2 separate regions of the Homo sapiens genome follow, and region 1 is linked to region 2. Evidence: read pairs that join two places in POLR2A ChIA-PET (ENCODE). Cell type or tissue: Caco-2. All regions are shown on one strand. Each heading gives the region's core, and the rest is flanking DNA. Links, peaks and the distances in the headings are about the cores only.

The links. Peaks named below come from ENCODE experiments on the same cell type or tissue, not always from the same donor. Only the 100,000 strongest peaks of a DNase experiment are listed, where the experiment ranks them.
Region 1: POLR2A ChIA-PET joins it to region 2 with 5 read pairs; 3 of 35 experiments call an interaction of 5 or more read pairs at or near these places.

Annotation. Positions count from the first base shown.
Region 1 is chr11:69,668,139-69,673,023 of GRCh38, forward strand. It overlaps LTO1 (LTO1 maturation factor of ABCE1), which reads right to left. Exons shown (of 5, transcript NM_153451.3): 3 at 3,611-3,681. Among named protein-coding and RNA genes, the nearest start is that of LTO1, 4.8 kb to the right of the region's middle. In Caco-2, for the core only: a CTCF peak has its summit at 2,280 (motif pointing left); DNase peaks (open chromatin) are centred at 303 and 2,273.
Region 2 is chr11:69,119,772-69,125,926 of GRCh38, forward strand. No RefSeq gene overlaps it. Among named protein-coding and RNA genes, the nearest start is that of SMIM38, 33 kb to the right of the region's middle. RefSeq lists enhancers at 624-1,252, 3,010-3,304, 3,024-3,839 and a silencer at 3,010-3,304. In Caco-2, for the core only: no CTCF peak of the experiment used is centred there; DNase peaks (open chromatin) are centred at 2,430, 3,160 and 4,508; H3K4me3 peaks cover 604 bases.

The sequences.
Region 1 (4,885 bases), core at 136-4,135, 550 kb after region 2:
ATGATTATTTTCTCATTACACGAAATCATATTTATTTACCTAGCAACGAGCTTAGGCCCATACCCAGTGCCTCGACAGCAAGTGTGTGCCTAGCTTACAGACACGCCTCCATTCCGACCACGGGGCCAAGGGGCTGAGGCAGCCAGAAGCCCTGCTGACTCTCGAGGTCACACATGCAGAAACAGACAGAACTGGGCAAGAGGGACTGGGGCTGGGCACGAGCAGGCCTGCTCTGGGTCTGGGGATTTTCCAGGATCTGGATTCTTTGTGCTCAAAGCCTTCCAAAGTTCAGCTGCAGGTAAACCAGCAAACCCCTCCCTCCAAAGGCGGAAATCAGTACTGTCCCCTCCCCAGGGAGGAAACAGCTTTGCTGGGGAGGCAAGGAGGTTCTGCAGAAAGGCTGTGCACTCAGGAGACAGCAGCCCTGGGCATGACATCTCCCCAACACCTCTCTACCTGCTTTCAACCCTGCTGGCCTCATCTGTAAAATGGGGGGCATCCCAGCCTCCAGATGGTGAGAAATTAATTTCTGTTTTGTTTTTTTTTTTTTAATGGGGAGAGTAACAGCAACCTCACAGACTTTCAAGAGGATTAAATAACTGACATGGGCCGGGCTCGGTGGCTCACGCCTGTAATCCCAGCACTTTGGGAGGCCGAGGAGGGTGGATCACCTGAGGTCAGGAGTTCGAGACCAGCCTGACCAATATGGTGAAACCCTGTCTCCACTAAAAATACAAAAATTAGATGGGCGTGATAGTGTGTGCCTGTAGTCCCAGCTACTCGGGAGGCTGAGACAGGAGAATTGCTGGAACCTGGGAGGTGGAGGTTGCAGTGAGCTAAGATTGTGCCACTGCACTCCAGCCTAGGGGACAGAGTGAGAATCCGTCTCAAAAAAAAAAAAAAAAAAAATTGACATGAAGCTTGGACTCCAGCACAGAGTAGGTGCTCAATAAATGTTAGTCTCTTGGTCTCTTGGTTTCCTCTGGATCCTAGAGATCAGGGCTCTCACCTGCAGGGGTTTAAAAATAATCCACACATGTGTACATCTCGTGGGGCCAGGTCTTTTCAATGAACCACAGGTGGTCCTGAGAAGCATGCTGCCTCTATGCCGCATTGGACCATGTGAGTGGCCAGAGTAGGCAAGATACTCGATTAACGGGCATTTTAAAGAACTGACAGTTAGGATGAATCAACAGCAATTCAAAGCAACCAAGACCTCCTGTGTACTTGCAAACAGCTGGTGCTCCTGGATACAGAGAAGAGCAAGTTTGCCAGCAGCATCCAGTTTACAAGAGCTAACCATGGCTACCTCTCTGAGAAAATACAAAACTGTGAAAGGTCAAAGCAAGTCAGTTTTAGCAACAAAGCACCTGGTTTCCAGGGAAACCAAAGGGAGATGCCAAAACGTGGGAGGTGGCTGTATGCTAACCCGATGCAGAGGACCACGCACTTTCCACTTGGCAAGCGGTTACTTTTCTGGTCAGCGATGCTGCTCAGACACACCCAGCCGGGCGCACCATCAGAGGCGGCACACGTCAGGCAGGTGTGAGCAGCTCAGGGCTAATGAAAGAAAAGTGATGGTGCCAGAGCCCCCGTGCTCAGCCCCGGTGCGCGCTGGTCTGCAGGAGGGTTTCACCAGACTGCTGAAGCCGGGGACAGAAGTGTCACGCAGTTTACCGGAAAGCTAGTTACTCAACGGAAAGCACCATCTTTTGGCCTGAGATGCCGCTCTCCGTGGTTTCTTTGGTGTTACAATGCCCAGCATTTTGCTGAATGACAATGCGGTGGCAGGTGTTTTTCTCTTAACATCCTTATTTGGAAAAATTTACAGGTAAAACATGCAATATCAGCCCTTCACCATTTAAAAAAAAACAAAAAACAAAAAAAAAAACCTGACATGTAAGATCTAAACATCCATGAACCACTGCTCTACAATAAAGCCTTAGGTTCCAAAGAGACCTCTGGGTACTACTGGATGGGATGAGGGCGGCTGCGAGGGGGGTCTGGCAGGGCTTCCACCAGCCCCTCGTCAACCAAAGCGGTTCTTCTCTGTTAGCTAGACTGAGTGTGCTGCTTTCAGACGTCAGCAAACCCCTGCTCTGGGGTAAGGGCTGGCAACCTCCTGGGATGGGACCACTGGCACACAGCGGAGCACTTCTCCAGGAGCCGGCAGATTCTGCCGCTGTGGGAGAAGGGAGACAGGCGGAGAACTCCAAGAACACACATCCTTTTGTGGCCTGGAGTTGAGAGCCAGGCTCAGCTTTGACTGCCACCTAGTGGTAGCACAGGCTGCCAACAGCGATTCCCCTGGGATCCCCAGCTGCCGGCCGCTGCCTGAGAACCAGGAGGAAAATGTCCTCAAGTGCCCCTCTGCTAACCCAGAATCCCATCGACTCCCAACTGCTGGTACAAACGGAGCAGAAAGAACTACCCGTATCAGTTGCAAGCATCCTCATTCTTAAACATTTGAATATTCAAGATATTCAAGGTATTTCTAGAAATTCAAGATATTTCAAATAAAAGCACAAGTCACGTAGTCAGGGAGAGAGTTACCCACTCTCCTTGTGCCCCTCCCACGCTAGGCAAGGCCACCAGGTGTCAGAATGACGCAGAGCACCAGCTCAGGTCCCGCGCTTGCTGCTGCCCATGAACAGCAGAGTATCCAAACCATCTCAAGGGTTCATTTCCAGCTTCAGAATGAAGATAGATAAAGCAGGGTCACATGGGGCTTCAGTAAGTACAATGCAGGAAGAAGAGTTTTTGTTTGTTTGTTTGTTTTTGAGAAGGAGTTTTGCTCTGTCGCCCAGGCTGGAGCGCAGTGGCATTATCTCAGCTCACTGCAACCTCTGCCTCCTGGGTTCAGGCAATTCTTCAACCTCAGCCTCCCGAGTAGCTGGCACTACAGACACATGGCACCACGCCCGGCTAATTTTTGTATTTTTAGTAGAGACAGGGTTTCACCATATTGGCCAGGCTGGTCTCGAACTCTTGATCTCGTGATCTGCCCGCCTCGGCCTCCCAAAGTGCTGGGATTATAGGAGTGAGCCACTGCGCCCGGCCGAGAAGAGTTTTTAAAGGCTAAAAACAATTCAAATGACAGCTAACACTTACTGAGTGTTGACAAGTTCCAGAAAGGAGTTAAACACATTTAAAGGCATTTTCTTGTTAACAGACTTAGTTGGCTACATTAAAAAACTGATGACACTGGTGTCCTCATCTCTGAGCCCAAGTGATACAAAACTGTTATAATTTGTTTATTAGAAGCTCAGGGGAAAGGTGAATGAGAAAATACAATCAATGTCAACATTATTTTATTGGTAGGGTATCTAAAAGCCACATGGTGCACTAATGACTCCAGGTAAAAGGCAGGAGCATAGAACTCTTGAGAAGCAACAACAGCCAGTGTTCACCAAACACCTAAAATGTGCCTGGCACTTTCTATTTAGTATTTCCGTTAAATCTCCTAACAACACTCAAGCTTGACACTGATAATTTTCTCCATTTTACAGATGAGGAACAGACAGATTGATTACTCAAGGGCATGCTGGTAACCCATGGAACTAGAACTCCTGGTTCCTACGCTGAGAAAGAAAGACATCTCCACCTTTACCTGTCCTTCTCAGTGGTGCAACTGTGCAGTAGACATTTCCATGCAAAAGCAAAACCTTGGTAGCACCCGATCTGTGAATGTGAAAAATATTTAAGAGTGAAATTAATAAGCAACTAGCTACACTTTCATTACCAAGATCTCAAAACAAAAGGTGGGGGCAGAAGGCAGCGGTGCTTCTCACACTATTGTTCTGGAAGCACCTGTTGAGCATTAGGCAATGGAAATTAGGAAATTAGGTCATCGGTGGGGCAGCCAGCCTCCCAGATGCCCCAGTCCTCATCTCCTGGTACCCATGCCCTGTGCAGGTCCCTCGACACTCCACCAGGGTGGCTTTCGTAACCAACAGAATGTGGAGGAACAGCACAAAGCTCCTGAGTCTAGGGATAAAAGCCAGTGTCACTTGCCTCACCAGCTCTCTTGGACCACTCGCTCTTGAATGTCACGAGGACACACAAGCAGCCCCATGGAGACGTCCATGCCCACAGTCAGGTGACAGCACCACCTTGGAGGCAGATCCTCCAAGCCCAGTCAAGCCTTCAGGTGACACGGCTCTGGCTGACACCCTGAGCCAGGACCACCCAGCAAAGCTGCTCCTGAGTTCCCAACCCTCAGAAACATGTGAGATCATCCATATTTGCTGTGTTAAGCCCATGAATTTTGTGGTGATCTGTTTCACAGCATCGAACATCCAATATAGTCATAACTGCCTCAACTCAGACTTTGCCACTAAGGGCCACTTATCTGTAAGGGCCAATCTAGGACAAAGGGCAAGAAGAGAAAAAAAAAAATCATAAAGTTAATGAAATTTCAACGTAAACATAAATGGAATATGTTCACATGACAGAGGGCACCCATTCTTTGGCTTAGTACATGAGCCAGCACCATGACACTCCCAAGTAAACTAAGGAGACCAGGGACTTGTTTTCTTTTATCCAGCATGCATAATTTAATTGTATCTACCTACAGCAAAATGCACTCTTGGTTCTGTACTAAGAATATTTCTCCAGCAACAGTCCATCTAGTCCATTAACTCCCATGCAAAGGCACTGTGATTTTTTTTGTTTATTTTTTGGAGATGGAGTTTCATCCTGTCGCCCAGGCTGCAGTGCAATGGCACGGTCCCGGCTTACCACAACCTCTGCCTCCCAGGTTCAAGCGAGTCTCATACCTCAGCCTCCCAAGTGGCTGGGATTACAGGCATGCACCACCATGCCCAGCTAATTCAGTATTTTTAGTAGAGACAGGGTTTCACCATGTTGGTCAGGCTGGTCTCCA
Region 2 (6,155 bases), core at 1,044-5,043:
TTGAAGGCCTGAGATCCAGATGGGGAGAGTGGCAGCCAGTACCACTGTGCCCAGCACTGGCCTCACCCCTGTAATCCCACCACCAGCCCCTGTAGTAGCTCTGTCACTATTTTACGGGTGGAGTAGCCAAGGGGTAAAGTGACTTTTGCATAAGGCTGTGCGACCCAATGTGGAATGAAGATTCCAACCCGCAAATGACCTCAGGACCCTGACTCTGAGCCGAGACTGAAGCAGCCCATTCATTCATTCACTCACACACTCATCCATTCATTCAGCACTTTCTGAACACCTTCCATGAGCCAAGCACACCTCACAGTGCTGGGGCACCGCAGGGGACAGAACAGACCAAGTCCTATCCTTGTGGCTTGCATTCTCATGGGATCAGAGACTCAGCCCCCTGGGGAAGCAGGGTGGGGAGAGAGGGCAGCCTTGCTGGGGAGGTCTGGGGGTCTCCTTGGAGTAGCATGTCTGAATGGAAGCCACGGCTGGCTTCGCACCGCGGCTGCAGCATGTTAGCTGGGTAACCTCAGGCAGGGTCCACATTGCGCTTCAGTTTCCTCACCTGTAGAACGTGGCCGTCGACCTCCTGCTGGTGGGGCTGGTGTGAGGAGGTGGGGTACCCCACGCTCACAGCAGCATGCAGGGGCTGCTCCTCTGCGAGGACTTGGTGGCTCTATTTGTCCCTCCTAGAGACCTCCAGTCTTGGTCTGGCTCTCTCTTTAGCATGGAGCAGGAGATGAGGAGGTGGCCCTGACTACATCACTGTTGCTTTCCCAGGGTCCTGCTGATGCCTGCTGGCTGGGACGAGAGGGGGGTGCGGTCAGAAAGGGCCTGGTGCCATGTGGCAAACAGGTCGGGTGCACAGGTCACGTGTGAGAGTCCAGCCGCAATAGCGGCTCAGGATCCAGCAAATGGGCTTGGGCCCTTTGCTGCAGAGCTCTTGGGTCAGGTGGTCACACGCTCCTGTGTGCTAGGTCCCTGACATGCCAGGTGCAGGTGGGGGGTGCCCGTCTGCAGTCACGAAGGCTGGAATTCAATCCTGGCTGGGACCCTCACCGGGCAAGTGCTTAGCTGGGCACTCACCAGGCACCCAAAAGTGACCACTGCTATAATCATGGCAGCAATAAGTGTGACATACTCCAAGGTGTTATAATTTAAGGAACTTTCTTATGTGAGCCACACATATACTTGCCCACATGCACACACAGGCACAACACATCTATACAAACATGCACACACACATACATGCTTCTGCACACCAACACACATGTACATGCTTCTGCACACAACACACACAGATACATGTTTCTGCACACCCACACACACGTACCTGCCTGGGCATGCATGCACACACGTACATGTTTCTGCACACCCACACACACGTACCTGCCTGGGCATGCATGCACACAGGCACACAGCACGTACCCATAAGACTCAAGCATGCACACGCCCCTGTGTGCCTTTGGTCTCAGCCTTGAGCTTCACTTACCAAATGTGCAGGGGGCAAAGCCACGCACAGGCTGAGGGCGCCGAGCTGCAGAAGGCCCTCCCAGGGAAGGAAGTGGCAGCAGCTGTTGGGTGCGTGTTATATCCATGCCAGGCTCCTGCTCAGGGCTCTCTGTAGATTTTCTTCCATAAAGAGAAGATTTTCTCATCCCCATCATACAGATGTGGGCATCTAGGAAGGGGTATGACCTGAGAGGCAGGAGGTGTCCTGCCTGGGAGTGGCTCCCCCAGGGCTGGGGTGGCTGTCATCAAGCCCAGCTGACTACCTCCCCTGGGATTTTTGGGTAGCTGGTGAAAGGTTGGCTGGACCACTCTGTATCATTGAGGCTCGGAATTGGTGGTTTTGGTCGGGGGGGAGGGCCGTGGGAGCCAGGCAGAGGTGCTGGAGAGAGGGAGACAGTGCTACCCTGCACGGGGGTCCTGGGAGCAGTGGAACGTTATTCAATGCAAGTCATCCAGAGCCTAGGCCTTTGGGACCGCCTGCCCCCACCATGACCCTGGGGTGCCCAGTGAGGGGCAGGGGGCAAGGTGGGCCTGAGAACAGGAGTGGAGGCAGCTGGCGGAGGGCAGCTCGGAGGGAGTCAAGCCCCTGCCCATCTGTCTCAGCCCGATCCCCAGGGACTCTGGGGAGGCCCCTGGTGGAGTGTACTGCTCCGAGGGCAGTGGGAGGCATTGCTTGGAGAATTAAAGAAGAGCGTGATCCCAAGTGGCCGAGAACTTGGAGTGAAGAGCAGTGTGCTCAGGACCCATGTGGAAAGTGGATCCCGGCTCAGCCATCCTTCCCCACCCCAAGGAGCCTTTGGATCAGCCCTGCCCTCCCTGCAGCTGCACCCGCACGTGTCTTCCCAGGCTCTGAGGGGCTCACAGGCGGGTTGGGGCGGAGGGTCCCATGCCCTCTGGGAGCCTGCTGGAGGCACTGCACTGCAGAGGGCATGAACCTGCAGATTCTGGCCTTGCCACATCCTCAGAGTGTGGCCGACGGCAAGCTGGCCTCTCCACATGCCAGTTTCTGCCTCCCTAACGTGGAGAGGGTACAGCACAGACAACAGATACCACGTGAAAAGCCCCTACCCAGTGCCTGGCACACAGCGGGTGCTTCGGTTCTTATCTCATTGGAACTGTACATGTGCCTGGGGTGGTAGGAATTCCTGTCCCTTTTCCAGGTGGGGCATCTGGGACTCAGACCCATAAGTGGCTTGCCCCAGGTCGCACGGCCAGTTTGAGGTAGGGCCCCATGTCTGCGTATATGATCCCATCGTGAGACAGCACCTCTGAGCAGCCAGCCTTCCGGGGCGGCTAGAATACTCTTCAAATCTACAAGGTTTCATTTATATCCAGGGACAGCCATGCCCAGGCAGCGCTTGGCCAAGAGAGAGCACTGTGCTGGGAGTCCAGAATCTTGGCCCCAAATCCCGGCAGGACCCAGGGCAAATGGCTTCCCTCCTGGCGAGTGCCTTTCCTCCTCTTGGGCACAGTTCCGATGTTACCTGGGCTGGGCCATGGAGAATGCCGCCCAAGGGCTGGTCCTGGGCCATTGTTTACCCTAGTTCTGCATGGAGGGTTTGACCTCACGCCCGGCTCCCCACCTGCCCGCCCTGCTGTGCGGCCTCCTCCCTGCCTCGGCTGACTCACAGCTCTGCTATGCGTCCTGCAAACATTCCGGAGCCCTCGCCCTGCAGCAGTGCTCTCTGCATTGGTGGATAATAGGGCAGCACTCTGTACCCAGAACGGGAGGCATTTGGGTCCCCTAAGAAGCATTTGTCATTCTGTCCCTGCCTCTGGGCTCCTCGCCTGTGATCTCAGAAACAGGGCTGGGTGTGTCTCTGCAGCCTTCCTGGGGAAGTTTTCTTTTAATCTGCTAGACCCATGGCGGGGGGGCGGGGGGAGGGGAGCCAGAACACTCTGATCTGTTCCTGCCAGCTCAGGGACCTCGGGCAAATCGAGTCAGCTCCCTGTGAGAGGCGGGAGTGGGCGGCATCAGTGGTTTGCAGAGACGTAGGTTGCAGAGCCAGTGAGCCGGTGACATCTTGCATGCAGCCTTGATCCAGGGAGTGAAGGAAGTGCTCAGGCTGGGTGTGAGGGCGGGGAGGGGGCTGGGGCAGAGCTGGCTTTTCTGTGCGCTCTGCGGAGACCTCTGAATCTCCTCTACCCGTGGTGGGGGAAGCCCCAGAGTTCCCTGCACCTTTGAGGTCTCTCCTCACGCCAGCGGGCTGCAGCCCACGGTAGCCCAGGGTCACATAGTGGGGCCCAGCTAGAGTTTGAACCCAGAACTTTGTGACCTTGCACCCTGCAAGCATTCCGCTTGACCATTAGGGTGGTCAGCACCTGTCCCTGCCGCCGAATGCCAGCTCTGTGAGGTTGAGGCCCCACCCACCACTGCACCCAACACTGAGCATGGTGGTGAGTGCGCGCCAGGTGCCCAAGAGTCCTTTGCTGAGTGGGCGACGGGTGGGGTCCTCCTACTTCCCCCTGCCCTCCCTCCTGGCCCTTGCAGGGGCTAAGTACCTTTGTACCCCTGGGTGCCCCCGCCACGACCCTCCCCGCTGGCCCACTTCCCCCTTCCCTGTTCTAGCCTTCAAGGTCTGCAGTCTCTGGTCTCACTTCTCTCCTCCCCTGGTTCCAGTAGACAGCGGCCAGAGGAGGCGCTCCTGGGGTTGGATTCACTGTTGGTTTTAGGAACTGAGAAAGGCCCCCAATCCCCGAGAAAATCCAGGGCAGAATGTGGCTGAGGAGCTGGAGGGAGGAGAGGAGACCAGGCGCCCTCCCAGGGCCTCCACCTCAGGCCTGTAGATATGAGGTCCCCCAAGGCCTTGCTGTGTGACCTGGGCAAGTTACTCCATCTCTCTGGGCCCGGATAGGGATCAATGGATCCTATCTTGTCGGAATGCGGGGGCATTGAGGGCAGCTGGAGAATGTAAGCTTAGCTCCCAGACTGGTGCTCGGGAGGGCCGGCGAGGGTTCTGCTACGTTTATTACCACCTTTACTGGCGAGTTCAAAAGGAGCAAATCAGCAAAGGCCCCAAAACACTGGGGCCCAACAGACACGCAGTTTCCCCTTGAACAATGCACGTGTTAGGGTTGCGACCCCCTCCCCCATGCAGTGAAAACCTGCATGTAACTTTCGACTCCTCCAAAACTGAACTACGAATAGTCGACTGTTGACCAGAAGCCTCACTGATAACATCAACAGTTGATGGACAGATATTTTGTATGTTACATGTATTACATGCTGTGTTCTTACAATAAAGTAAGAACATGTTATTAAGAAAATCATAAAGAAGAGAAATATATTTACTATTCAGTAAGTGGAAGTGGATCATCATAAAGGTTTCCATCCTTGTCATCTTACATCAAAGAGGCTAAGTCAGAGGAGGAGGGGTAGGAAGGAGGAGGAGGAGTGGGAGGAGAGGTTGGTCTTTGTGCCTCAGGGGTGGTAGAGGTGGAAGAAAACCTGCCTATAGGTTGAAACCCGTGTTGTTTAAGGGTCAGCTGTAGACAGATGGCTCCCAACTTAGGATGCAGCTTAAGGATCTCTTGACTTCACAATGGTGTGAAAGCCATATGCGTTCAGTAGAACATCAGTAAATTCCATGAAATAGTAAACATCTTATTATAAAGCAGGCTTTGTGTTAGATGATTTTGCCCAATTGTAGGCTAATGGCAGTGATCTGGGCACACATAGGGTGGGCCAGGCTGCGCTATGATGTTCAGGTGGATTCAATGCGTTTGATTCAGTGGATGGGTTTGCTGGAACGTAACCCCATCGTAAGTTGGGCAGCATTTGTCATGCGAACCACAGAGATAATTTACAATTTTTGAGTAGCCACATTAAAAAGGTAAAAAGAAACTGGTGAAATGAATTTTAATCACATTTTATTTAACCCAATCCATCCAAAATATTGAAACAGCACATAATCAAAATTATTGGGATATTTTGCATTCTTTTGTATGTACTAGTCTTAAAAACCTGGTACTTACATTGAGAGCACCTCTTACTTCAGACACTACATGTTGAATGTCCTACCTAGACAATAAAGTTGTGTTGAACAAGAGGCTATTTCACATGGCTTCAGTATTTTTAATTTTTTTTTTTTGAGAAGGAGTATCACTCTGTCGCTTAGGCTGGAGTGCAGTGGCACAATCTTGGCTCACTACAACCTCCACCTCCCGGGTTCAAGCGATTCTCCTGCCTCAGCCTCCTGAGTAGCTGGGATTACAGGTGCACACCACCACGCCCAGCTAATTTTTGTGTTTTTAGTAGAGACAGGGTTTCACTATGTTGGTCAGGCTGGTCTCGAACTCCTGACCTAGTGATCTGCCTGCCTTGGCCTCCCAAAGTGTTGGGATCACAGGCGTGGGCCACTGCGCCTGGCCCACATGGCTTCAGTTTTTAAAAATTAAATTTAATGAATTTTTCTGCAGGTCTGTAGTAGGTGTATGTACCTGTGGGGTCCATGAGATGTTTGGATACAGGCATGCAGTGTGAAATCAGCACGTCCTGGGGAATGGGGTATCCATCCCACAAACATTTATCCTCTGAGTTACAAATAATCCAATTATTGCTTCAGTTTTTAAATGTAAAATAATTAAAATTAAATATATTTAAAAAAAACCCCCACAGTTTATGAGTCTCACCAGCCATGTACAGA